Regions from separate parts of the Homo sapiens genome. Here regions 1 and 2 are each linked to region 3. A link is a contact called in ENCODE Hi-C or POLR2A ChIA-PET data. All regions are on one chromosome and are shown on one strand. The core of a region is the stretch at or near the end of the contact, and the rest is flanking DNA. Distances in the headings are between cores, read along the strand shown.

Region 1 (4,314 bases), core at 64-2,563, 340 kb before region 3:
AGAATGACCAGTGACCTTGCTTCCTTCCCCCTTGCCTTCTTCTCCCCCTTCCCCTGTGCTCCCTTTCTCTCCTCTCTCCTTTTCTAGCCTGTTCTTTACATGGGGCTCCCTTCTTGTTGAACAATAGGGCAGAATCAGGAGTCACCTTAGCAGGACCACATCTTTGGAGCCTCGGGATAAAATGACAGTGAGGTTGAAAAGTGAAAACCCTAGAACTTGAATAGGTGCCTGTTCTTGTAGGGAGAAATGAGAAATCGCATTTGGATCCAGGCCCCAGGTGGGCACCATCAGCAGTCTTGCTTCCATGCACCTCAGTAAGAAGTGGATCTGCCTTTGGGACCTGCTCAGTGAGGAAATCTCTTCCAATTTCTGCTTCTGAATGATTCAATGTTGGGAGCAATAGAAATAACATTCCCTTTGCCTTCTCTGAGTGTTTAGGGAAATAGCTTCTTTAAAACCTCAAAACCATGACCATCCTGTCAAAGACCTAAGTCTGTAAGCTGGTGCCATGTCCATACACCATGTCACTTTACTCTTCATTTGTCACCATCTTTTCCCATGCACGCATACTCTGAACATCCTTGTGTGGGCCCATCCTCTGCATCCAGAGCATGCTCTGCAGTGGGCCTGTTTTGTGGAAGAAAGGAGGCTGTCTCTGCCTTCTCTGATGGGACTGGAGTTGAGGGAAGGAGCTGTATTGTGGCACTTCTGAATTCCCCGTTTTGTTCCATATTGGTATAGAGAGCAGAAGAGTAGCTAGGCAGATGCAGAGATGGAGACATGAGACTCAGTGCAGTGGGCAGGGAAGACATAACAGATGGAAGCAAAGGAATCCTGCCTGCCTTCAGCAGAGAATTCACCGAATCCTAGAACTGTGGCTCCCTCCAGGCAGAGCCTAAGATGCTGGTGAAGAATAGCTGTGTGATTGAATAGGCTCAAAGGAGAGTTCAGAATTCCCATTTACATATTACTAGTTTGGTTTGTAAGTTTTAGTTCCTTGTATTATTGAGATTCAGAGCTTCATTTTATGTTGGTCATTAGGTGAATATTACTCATTTTCCCTCAAGAGAAGCTCATAAGTGTGTGTGGGTGTGAGAGCACGATGGTGCCTGTGTTCTGTGAATGTGTCCATATGTGTCTGTAAGAGAGACAGAGACCAAGAACTTGCCCAATTTTAGAAATACACTAATGTGCAGTTGTTGCCTTTTGTCTGTATTGAAGGCCCATTGAATGACTAATCCAGGCTGGAAGCATTCCCATGTGGGTGTCTGAGTCCATGAGCCAAGCCTGAGGGGACAGTGAGTCTCCAGGTCTGCCACACTGGTGCACCTTGCTGGCACGGTGCCTCAGGAAGGTGGCGACTCAGGTGGGCCTTGAGTTATATTTTAACTCAGCTGCTCAGTTCCCAGGGCACATTTCTGGATCAGAACCCATGGGAAACAGGAGGTACTAAGTGCAATGTCTTAGCATTCTGCAAAATGGAGATCTGTTGTCCAGCGGCTTATCTCCTTTTTAGTAACCCTTCTTTCTGAACCCAGGGCCCTTTTCAGCCTTCCCTCATATTTTCTTGAGATCAAACTTTACTTCTTTCTTATTTACTAAGAATTTGCCTGTTTGAATAAGAACAAAACGCTAAGGTGGGTAGCCTAAGCTGATTTTCTGCTGGTTACACGTGTCTCTCACACCACATTTCCTCAAAGCTAATCTGAATTCTGTAGGCTAAAAATATTCATGTAGCAAATCTGAGAATTGAAAACTGCAGATAACCGGCCGGGTATGGTGACTCATGCCTGTAATCCTAGCACTTTGGGAGGCCGAGGTGGGTGGACCACCTGAGGTTAGGACTTCAAGACCAGCCTGGCCAACATGGTGAAACCCCATCTGTACTAAAAATACAAAAATTTGCCTGGTGTGGTGGTGCATGCCTCTAGTCCTAGCTACTCGGGAGGCTGAGGCACGAGAATCACTTGAACCTGGGAGGCGGAGGTTGCAGTGAGTCGAGATAACACTACTGCATTCCAGCCTGGGTGACAGAGTGAGACTCCCCCTCAAAAAAAAAAAAAAAAAAAAAAAAAACAGAAAGAAAGAAAAAGAAAACTGCAGATAACCCTATACATTAATACTGGTATCTCGAGGTGACTCTTCTGACCAAGGGTGGTTAAGTGACACATAGAACTTTTCTAAGAGAAGACAGACAAGTTGACAGGCATGCCTTGTACTCAGCTGTGTTCATGTGGTGGTCTGTGGAAAGAAAAGAAGACTCATTTGGAAATGAAGCTGTCCCTTTCCAAGCAGTCTCTGGTGCTTTTCTTCTCTCAAAATGGATCCGATAAATATTTGAATAGAGCAGATTGTAGAATGTCGTGCTGTCACCAGAAAGCTGCTGTTTTGGGTTCTGCATTGAGCCAAATATGTAGAGGACCTACCAAGCCCACTGAGGGACTAGGTTTTCATGTCTCTAGTCATACCTAGAATGTTCTGAGCCGTCTGAGGGCCTTCATGCCGGCAGCAGCTAGCAAAGCCAGAAAGCAAGTCTAACAGGATCTAAGATGACCATCAGGAGAAGGAGTTTGAGACTGTGTATGCAACCCCCAATAGACCCCCTTTTACTCTGATCTGGAGAATGTATCTGGCTTCATATTTTCAAGTCACATGTCTCTCAGACCCCTGGATTCAGAACCCAAGGCCACAAATCATAGGCATGAAGCACTTTCTTAAGACTGACCTAACGCTGGATTATTTCCCGTCCAATGCCTGCATGCTGCTTGAATTGCTCCACCCACACCTCCATGACCAAGGGCGCCAGAGTGCTGCAACTGGGGCGTGGGCCGCTCTCTGCTTTTCCTGTCTGACTCTGACAAGTCCTCCCTCACTGAATGTAGAATCGTTGCCAAGTTTCTGAGAAGTGTCGATTCCCTGTTAACATGGATATCAGTTCTGCCTCACATTTCCCACTTGAGGTTGAGGCGTACTGGAGACAACACCTCAGACCATCTGAACCCCATCAGTGGACGAAAATGGGGCTGTTAATATACTCTAAAAGCCATACTAAAAATGCTCTGAGGGAACTGGCTAAGAATAGTGGGCCTGGTGATTGTCTATCACGCAAGGCTTTGTTTTGTACTGTTCAGAAATCTGTCACCTTTCTGCCTGCCCTTGTTTCCTGAATGAAATGCTTCTGGGGTTATTTATGAAAGGAGTGATCCTGGGGCAGGCAGGAGGCAGTGGGCTTCATGGCTCCTTGAAGTTATTACTGATCTTGACCTTCTCTTTGGCTACCTTTAGACAAAGAATACGCCAATCAATACTTGGGGCTCTAAGTTTTACAATTGATATTTATTTGTATCATCTCTTTGTCTAGGAATGTAAAAGTGATTCTAAACTAAGATGTGTAATAAAAATCAATCAGATTTATTGTACCTACAAAAAGGTGTCCTCATAAATGACTAAGGCTTTTGAAAATGACATGCCTGTGGCTGACACACTGCCATTTTCAATAAACATTTTAACTGGGTGGGAGTGGGAAAATGAAGATTGAGTTGGGATGCTGGCATTATTTAATATAGCAACAAGGGGCAGGGTGCAGTGGCTCATGCCTGTAATCCCAGCACTTTGGGAGGCTGAGCCGGGTGGATCACTTCAGGTCAGGAGTTGGAGACGAGCCTGGCCAACATGGTGAAACCCTGTCTGTACTAAAAATACAAAATTGAGTCGGGCGTGGTGGTGCGCACCTGTCATCCCAGCTACTCGGGAGACTGAGGCAGGAGAATCGCTTGAGGCCGAGATTGCAGTAGGCCAAGATTGCACAACTGCACTTCAGCCTGGGCAACGGAGCGAGACTCCGCCTCAAAAATAAATAAGTAAATAAAAATAAATAAATAATGTAGCAACAAGGAAAAGGACACAAAATGAAGAATGATAGAGTGACAAATAAGTGTTTTTCATGTTTTTCCGTGGAGGTTCCTGAGACTGGCCTGGGCAACGGCATGAAATTTCTTTTAACTTTTGTGTTTTGTTTTAAAAATTCTTTTAAATTTACTATTATACATCATACTTTAAAATATATGTGCCTTTTTTTTTTTTTGAGACAGGGCATCATTCTGTTGCCCAGGCTGGAATGCAGTGGCGTGATCACGGTTCTCTGCAGCCTCAGCCTCACAGGCTAGTGATCTTCCCACCTCAGCCAAGACTACAGGTGTGCACCACTATACCTGGCTAATTTTTTATTTTTTGTAGAAATGGGGTCTCTCTATGTTGCCCAGGCTGATCTGTGCCTTTTTTAACACTAAAGTATTTTATGTTGTTTACCATCAG
Region 2 (3,844 bases), core at 414-2,913, 300 kb after region 3:
AGCTTAGGATCTGGGGCCAGCAAGCCTGGGTTCGAGTCCTGGTTGTGTGACCTCAGGTCAGAGACAGCTCCTTGCTAGCCTCATCTGCAAAACTGGGGTGACAGTACTGCCTGTCTCATGCCCGTTATGCCTGGGCATGCCGCCTGGCACACAGCAGCTGCTGGGGAAGGGCCGTGAGGTGGTTTCCCTTCCTCCCAGTGCCATGGGCAGCATGGGGTGGGTCAGGCTGCAGGCTCCAGCTACCCCTTTGAGGTGCTGTGGGAGCCCTATGAGGCCCTTCCCTCCCTGAACCTCTGTCTCCCTAGATGGGGTACCAGCAGGTGGGGGCCTCTGTGCTCAACCGTGAACCAACGTGGGCATGGGATGGGGGTGGGAGACAAGGTGGGAGGCCCAGAGCAGGAGGTGAGGGGCTGAGGGCTCAGCTGGGACAGGGAGGCAGCCACAGGGTCTTTGGAGTGCCCCCAGTGAGGCAGGAAAATAGGGTCTGAAGGCAGGGAACATAAGGCCAATTCCCACTTCAGCTAGGACAGGAAATATCCTCTCCGTGGGGTGTAGGCCAAGTAAATAACTTTGTAATTTTACTTCATCCTCTCTATTTACATAGGGTGTACCCCAAGTAACCAGTGGAATCCTCTGGAGGGTATTTAAACTCCCAAAAATTCTATAACGGGGCACTTGAGCCGCTACGCTCGGGCCTGCTCCCTCACTGTGGAGTGTACTTTGATTTTCAGTAAATCCCTTCACTCCTTCCTTGCTTTGTTTGTGTATTTTGTCCAATTCTTTGTTCAAGATTCCAAGAACCAGGACGCTCTCCACCATTAACGCCATCTCCCTGTCCTGTTCCACTTCCTGCCTCTCTTTCCCCCATCTCTGTGTCTCTAGCTGTGACTCTGTCTTCCTGTTTCTCCATCCATTCTCTTTCTGCTTCAGTCTCATTGCCTCCTGTCTTTGGCCTTGTGTTTTCTCCGTCTCCACTTCTCTGCTCTCTCAGGCACTGCTTCTCATCCTGATTCTCTCTCCTCTCAGGCATCCCAGAGTTCTAGTGTTATCGGCGCCCTGGGTCCTTGTAATCTGCCAGGATAGAAATCAAGAGCGATCACCAGACATAGCAGCAAAGAGAAAGAGCTTTATTTAGCTTGTGCACGAGGGAAGTCAGCAACATGAAAGGAAGAGGGCAGGCTGCTCCCCAGGGGAGTGTGTGGGTTAGATTTCTAGGGCCTTTCTATGGAGAGGGGTTTCAGGGTTCCTCCAGGGGAGTGTGTGGGTTAGATTTCCAGGGCCTTTCTATAGGGAAGGGTTTCCCCAGGGGAGCGTGGGGGTCAGATTTCCAGGGACTTTCTGTAGGGAAGGATTTTGCCAGGGCATGTATAGGAGGAGGGGTTTCTCTAGCACTTGCACAGTGGCTCAACACACTTTTTCAAACATTGCATGTAACATCAGCATTTTAAATCTCCGTGCTTGGGCACGATTTGCAGCATTAAAATGAGGAAGAGGGTAAGTTGAAGTTTAAGTCTAACTGCACATGCGGGGCCCCAGGGAAGTCCCTAGCCCCCTAGAGCAGGAACTCGTGGTGAATAGTTTCCTGGGTCTTTGGCTGCTGATTGGCTGGAAGTCAGGTGAGCTACAGTCTGATAAGGGGTTTTTGTACTTTTTCTCTAAACCACATCAAAACCAGGAAACCAGTCAGCCTGCCTGTCTCACGAGCCCCTATTTCCTGTTGTAGATGGTGACCAGCTTGTCCTGGTTTGCTTGGAACTGTCCTGGTTTTCAAATGTAAGGTTCCACATCCTGGGCACCCCCCAGTCCTGGGCAAACCAGAATGGCTGGCCAGACTGTTGCTGTGACTGGAGTGGGGCATACCCTGCCTGCTTTTTTCTGGGCCTTACCTGCTAAGTGGTGTCCAAGGAGAGGCCCTGGGGGTCTGGGTGTGGGATGGGCTGGTGACTCGTCCCTCTGTGCCCTTCCCACCCACTCTTGCCCTCAGTGCTGGTGCCCACCTGGCATCCCGGACACCATCCAGGGCACCCTGGCTGGATGGCCTGTCTTCATGGGCCATGGTGCAGGGCTCAGGCTAGAGATGAGTGGGGGATGGGGGCCCGAAGCCCCTGCTGTGCCTGATGTGCCTTCGGTATGTCCCGTCCCCAGGTGGCTCTGCACTTGATGTCAAGGAACACAGCCATTGCACCACAGCTTGGTCCTCTGACAGTGGCCCAGCCACGGCTCCGAGGATATGCGCCCTCCCTGGGCATTTCCAGGCCTTCCTGTTGGCTGTGTTCTTTGTCCTGATCAACGTCCCCCCGCAGATCCCTCCCTGCACGCAGGAGTTGGTGGTGAGGGACTGGCCCTGCGCTTCGGCTCCTAGATTCTCCATGCAGCAATCACAGCCCAACCACCAACTCCTCACTCATCAGGAGCTCACACTTGCTGCAACCTCAGGCTTCTAGACTTCGGCTGGGGCCATGGATCGTGGCCTCTGAGCTCCACAGGTCCTCATGCATGATGTAGGTGAGATGTGTTTTAAGTCCTCTCTTGGTGCCAATTTACTCAATATGTTCACAAGTTCTAACCACCTTGGATACGGGTTTTTCAAAGCTCAGAGCATATTAGGCCGGTGATGTAATATAACTGTTAAGGGCATGGACCCAGATGGCCTGAATCTGAATTCAAATTCTGTCCTGTATTAGACCCTTTTTTCTAAGCCTCAGTTTTCTCATCTATAAAATGGGTTCAATGATATTACCTACCCCATGAGATGTTGTGAGTATTCAATGAGATCATCACAGTGCCTGGCATGGAAAAATAGCAACTTTTTATTGAGTAGTTGTTTTATGCAAGGCAAGACTACATTTAACCCCCACACCCATGGGATTCAGAGAGGTCGGGTAATTGGTCTAAGGTCACACAGTTAGGAGGAAGCTACATCCCTAACCAGCAGGCTATCCTGCCTCTGCAGTAGTAATGACTAACATTTACGGAGCACTTGTTATGTACCAAGCACTATTCAAAAGGCTTGATATGTTCTAAAGATTTTACTTTTAATCCTCACAATTCTGAGAGGTAGGTACTAATATTATTCCAATCAGTTAGATAAGGAAACCGAGGCACGGGGAGGTAAAGTCTCTTGTCAAAGGGTCACATAGCTGGTTAGTGGTGAAACTGGGATTTGAACCCAGGAAGAAGCCTAGCTGCAGAGACAGTTTTTCTTTTTTCGTTTTTTTTAGGTGATGTTTTTAACCACACTGTTTTTTCTTTTAAAACAGCCTGTGTCTTTATCTTGATCCTCTGAGGGTACCTAATGCCCAAGAATTATGAGCTGTTATTATCATTATTATAGACAAGAAGCTGGAAGAAGGTGCAGGAGGCTTTGAGGGTAGGGGCATGCTGACAGCAGAGCATGGAAAACTAAGAGCAGAGCTCAGGTGCGTAGGCTGGACATGGTCCCACGGCTCAGCAGGTGAAGGGGTTAACAGCTCTTCTTCATGGCTGAAGGAGCTACGTCCTTTCTGGAAAGACTTCCATCAAGTTAGGGAGAACAAACAGAGCTGTGACACCATCAGAGTGGGCCCCTGAGGACAAGAAATTGACATGGGGGATGTAGCCATGAAGTGGTGACTGCCAACGTGCCTCTGATGTTTGCTGAGAACTTTGTGCCTCTTTCCATAGCCTCATGGCTGCAGTCCCATTTGAGCCTCAGAATGGTCCCTGTCAGGCAAAATGACTGCTCTGCTTTATAGATTAGAAAACTGAGGCTCAGATGGGAGCTGTGACTTGCTCAATGGCACACTGGCTCCTGTGCTGAGCTCCAACCCCAGGCTGGAATGCTCACACACCCAAAGGTGGGCAC
Region 3 (4,123 bases), core at 1,432-3,931:
GCCAAGAGGTAGAAACAACCTAAATGTCCATCCACAGATGAATGGATAAACAACATATGGTGTGTACACACATTGGAATATTATTTAGCCATCAAAATAAAGAAAGCCTGTCATGTGCTGCCATATGGATGAACTTTGATGACTTTATGCTAAATGAAACAAACCAGTCACAGAAGGACAAATAATGCATGATTCCATTTATATGAGGAATCCAAAGAAGAAACAGAAAGTAGAAGAAAGAAAAAAAATAAAGACAAAAAAATTTTAAGTAGAAAAAAGAAAGGGAAAAAATAGTAGAATGGGCCAGGCACAGTGGCTCACGCCTATAATCCCAGCACTTTGGGAGGCCGAGGTGGGCAAATCACCTCAGGTCAGTTTGAGACCAGCCCGACCAACATGGAGAAACCCTGTCTCTACTAAAAATACAAAATTAGCCGGGCGTGGTGGCGCACACCTATAATCCCAGCTACTCGGGAGGCTGAGGCAGGAGAATTGCTTGAACCCAGGAGTTGGAGGTTAAGGTGAGCCGAGATCGTGCCATTGCACTCCAGCCTGGGCAACAAGAGTGAAACTCTGTCTCCAAAAAAAAAAAAAAAAAAAAAAAATAGTAGAATGGGGGTTGGGTTGCCAGGGGCTGAGGGGGAGTGGGGAACAGAGAGTTGCTGTTCAATGGGTATAGAGTTTCAGTCACACAGATAAAAATGTCCGGAGGTCTTCTGCACAACATTGTGGTTATAGTTAACAATACTGTAGCGTGCACTTAAAAATTTAAGAGGAGCCGGGGCAGTGGCTCACGCCTGTAATCCCAGCACTCCGGGAGGCCAAGGCAGGCGGATCACAAGGTCAGGAGTTCGAGACCAGCCTGACCAACACAGTGAAACCCCATCTCTACTAATAATACAAAAAATTAGCTGGGCATGGTGGTGGGCGCCCAGTAGCTATTACAGTAGCTAGCTGTAATCCTAGCTACTTGGGAGGCTGAGGCAGGAGAATCGCTTGAACCCAGGAGATGGAGGTTGCAGTGAGCCGAGATCCCACCACTGCACACCAGCCCAGGTGACAATGCAAGACTCTGTCTCAAAAAAATAAAATAAAATAAAATAAATACACACACATAAAATATATTACATATATATTATACATACATACATACATACATATGTATTAGCTGGGTGTGGTGGCGCATGCCTGTAGTCCTAGCTACTCAAGAGGCTGAGGCAGGAGGACTGCTTGAGCCTAGAAGGTCAAGGTTACAATGAGCTATGATTGCATCATTACACTTCAGTCTGGGTGACAGAGCAAGACAATATCTCCAAAAAAAAAAAAATACTTCTTCAATTTAAATAGCTTTAGTTTTGTGGGAAAAACCAAGAACCACAGTGTGCCTGTCTCTATTTCTTGCTCTTGTTCCCTTTTATTCCCTCCTGAATTTCTCACCACACCAGGCCTTTTTGTTCTGGGACTCTTCCTCCTCTACCCTCCCCACTCCCTCCCCTGCCTCCCCCAAGCTCACAGCATTTCACACAGTTCCAGAAAAGTGCTTCTCTCCCTGACTGCCACCTGGCCCTGCTGTCTTCCCACAGGGCTGTGGGCTCCGGCAGCAGAGACCTTTTCCTACTCCCTGTGCCCCTGCATCTAAACAGACCCAGCATAGGAGAGGGGCCTGGTGAAGATGGCTGGTAGGAAGGCACTAGACTCGGGCTTTGAGAGCCAGAAGGCCTCAGGGAGTGAAGAATATGGGACTGGCAGGATCTAGGGGCTGAAATGAGTGGCCATAAAAGAAGCCCCCTCAAGACCCAAGACTCCTTGGTAGTAAGGGCTGGGCATCTCTCTGTGTCCCACCTCACACCCTGGGGCGGGTGAGGAGAGGAAGTGGAGGGGTTGCAGGGTTGGGGGAACAAGCGACAAGCCCGCCCTCCTGAGGAGCCCCAGGGCTGGTACAAACGGCAGGAAGAGGCTGAGCTGGGCCCCTGGAGCCACAGAGGCAGGAGGGAGTGAAGAGGCCCTGTGGCTGCCATGGGGGACAGTCCAGCAGCCTCCTCCTGCTCCCCTCAAGACTGGCCGGAGGTGTCTCAGCCCCCGTAGCCAACCACAGAGAGAGCACAGGGCGGAAGTGGCTGGCGCCTCAGCCATAGCTGCCGGAGATGGGCTCAACGGCCACACGGTCCCCACATTCGGGGAGCCTCACCGCAGCCCCGTGGGCACAGAGACCCAGGTGGAGCTCCAAGGGACACATGAGGCACAGGGAGTCTAGGGCAGCAGCTTCAAAACCACACACTGGTCTTTCTGCTGGCTTTTTTGGTCACCATCCCCTGCTTAAAACCCCAGGGTCACCCCACACTTTCAGCACAGACAGGCTGCATTCCACCCACCTGCAGGCTCCTCTGCCCGGCATTCATCTGTGCCACCTGCCCCGGCCATTTGGCTCCGACTGCAATGACACGTTTGTCTGGGAGATTCTTCAAGGGCACATAAAACATATCTGCCTTTGCTCACTGTGATGTCTCCGACGCAAAGCAGAGAGCCCGCCAGCGTAGCCACTCAGAGCTGAGTGGTGGTGGAATGAGTGAAAAGGCTGCAGCTGGAAGGGCTGGGAGGCGGGGGGCAGAGTGGGGGCAGCCAAGGGTTTTGGGGATCACACAGGCTTGGGAAGAAAAGTCAGCTCAGACCCACTGGCTATGTGACCTGGCCCTGCAGGTCCAACTGTCAATGGGTCTAACCCCGCCCACCTCAATGATCTGTGAGAGCTGAGCGGGGGAGACACTGTTCAGAAAAGACTGGGTCCCTGAAACTGTTGTTGTCGTTTAATCCAGCCATTTTTTTTAAGTTTGTTTAAGAGACAGGGGTCTCCCTATATTTCCCAGGCTAGTCTTGAACTCCTGAGCTCAAGCAATCCTCCCACCCTGGCCTCCCAAAGTGCTGGGATTACAGGCGTGAGCCACCGTGAGCTTGGCCCCAGCTCTTTCATTTATGGACAGGACATTTCAGGAGAGGGATCCATCCAGTCTCATCTTGGTGTTTAATATTTAAATGCACCAAAAATGGGGTGCCAATTGGTGCCAACTTTTTGGAAAGAGACTTTGATGTAATCTGCCTAAAAGTAAAATGCTCATGTTCAGCAACTCAGCCCTTCAGCTTCTAGGAATTTTGTTCTGCAGGGAAAAAAAAATGCTGTATTTGTATTATTAATATTGTTACTGGGTGGCAGGGGGAGGAAAGTATTCAGTGTTTTCAGAACCACCCACCAGGAGGCGCTTTTGCATCAGGGGCCCAATCAGGTTAGCCCAGAGCACCTGGATTTAAGTAGCAAAAACAAATGACAATCTCTAGCCCAATGTCTCAAGAACATTCCAGTCTTTTACTTCATCTCACCCTCGAAACTTCCTTTTTTTTTTTTTAGACAGAGTCTCACTCTGTCACCACGGCTGGAGTGCAGTGGTGCAATCACAGCTCACTGCAGCGTCGACCTCCCAGACTCAAGCAATCCTCCCACCTCAGCTTCCTAGGTAGCTGGGACTAGGTGCACATCACCATGCCTAGCTAATTTTTGTATTATTATTTTTTTTTTTGTAGAGATAGGGATCTTGCCATTTTGCCTAGGCTGGTCTTGAACTCCTGGGCTCAAGCAATCCTCCTGCCTCGGGCCTCCCAGTTCTGGGATTACAGGAGTGAGCCACTGCGCCTGGCCATGACCAAAACTTTTATTAGAGACAGTATCTACTTGCTTGGTGCCCTCTCTGCCCTTCCTCCTAAAGAATCCCCCTTCAAAAGGAAAAAAAGGCCATTCAAATTTGAGAGAGACTCAGGGGTCCAGAGTAAACTAAGTTAAATGAAATCAAACCTGGACCGTGGGCTTCAAGTGTGTTATTAACCCCCTCCCTCCTGTCCTGCTGCATCCTTGGCTCTGCCCTTTCACTTACGTCCACGTCTCTAAACCCAGCCGTTCTTCCTTCTCCCTTGGGTCTCTGTGTCTTCTGTCTGCCTCAGGTGTCCTTCCACACGCTACCCACCCGCCTAGGGAATACTCCTTCTGAGTTCCTGGGCAAACCACCCAGTTCTCCTCCTGAACCCTCCCCCAAAAGGCTCCCTGCACGTTCCATCTCATGAGGGCCAGGCTGTGCCC

Evidence for each region. A loop is a pair of places that touch in the nucleus more often than their neighbours do. ChIA-PET counts read pairs that join two places held with the same protein, here RNA polymerase II (POLR2A). Pooled maps may share reads with other maps.
Region 1: a loop to region 3 is called in a map with no recorded cell type, with 8 times the contacts of the local background. The contact joins the enhancer-like site here to the promoter of C20orf203 in region 3. A Hi-C loop is called at or near these places in 2 of 37 single-sample maps with no recorded cell type and 2 of 50 pooled maps. POLR2A ChIA-PET finds 5 or more read pairs at or near these places in 2 of 52 experiments (endothelial cell of umbilical vein and naive thymus-derived CD4-positive, alpha-beta T cell).
Region 2: a pooled map shows a loop between it and region 3 (13-fold over the local background). The contact joins the enhancer-like site here to the promoter of C20orf203 in region 3. A Hi-C loop is called at or near these places in 3 of 37 single-sample maps with no recorded cell type and 4 of 50 pooled maps. POLR2A ChIA-PET finds 5 or more read pairs at or near these places in 1 of 52 experiments (GM12878).

What each region holds. Positions count from the first base shown.
Region 1 is chr20:32,331,583-32,335,896 of GRCh38, forward strand. It overlaps KIF3B (kinesin family member 3B), which reads left to right. Exons shown (of 9, transcript NM_004798.4): 9 at 1-3,429. Among named protein-coding and RNA genes, the nearest start is that of ASXL1, 25 kb to the right of the region's middle. RefSeq lists an enhancer at 2,695-2,754. Within about 2 kb of position 1,314, at least 5 of the 41 ENCODE cell types and tissues checked have a DNase peak (open chromatin) inside an H3K27ac peak, as active enhancers do; they include endothelial cell of umbilical vein, where a contact is called at or near this core.
Region 2 is chr20:32,970,793-32,974,636 of GRCh38, forward strand. No RefSeq gene overlaps it. Among named protein-coding and RNA genes, the nearest start is that of SUN5, 32 kb to the right of the region's middle. RefSeq lists enhancers at 1-613, 1,257-1,764, 1,765-2,273, 1,799-1,928. Within about 2 kb of position 1,664, at least 10 of the 41 ENCODE cell types and tissues checked have a DNase peak (open chromatin) inside an H3K27ac peak, as active enhancers do; they include GM12878, where a contact is called at or near this core.
Region 3 is chr20:32,671,260-32,675,382 of GRCh38, forward strand. C20orf203 (chromosome 20 open reading frame 203) reads right to left here and starts at 2,682. Exons shown (of 6, transcript NM_182584.4): 1 at 2,373-2,682. RefSeq lists enhancers at 930-1,429, 3,380-3,449.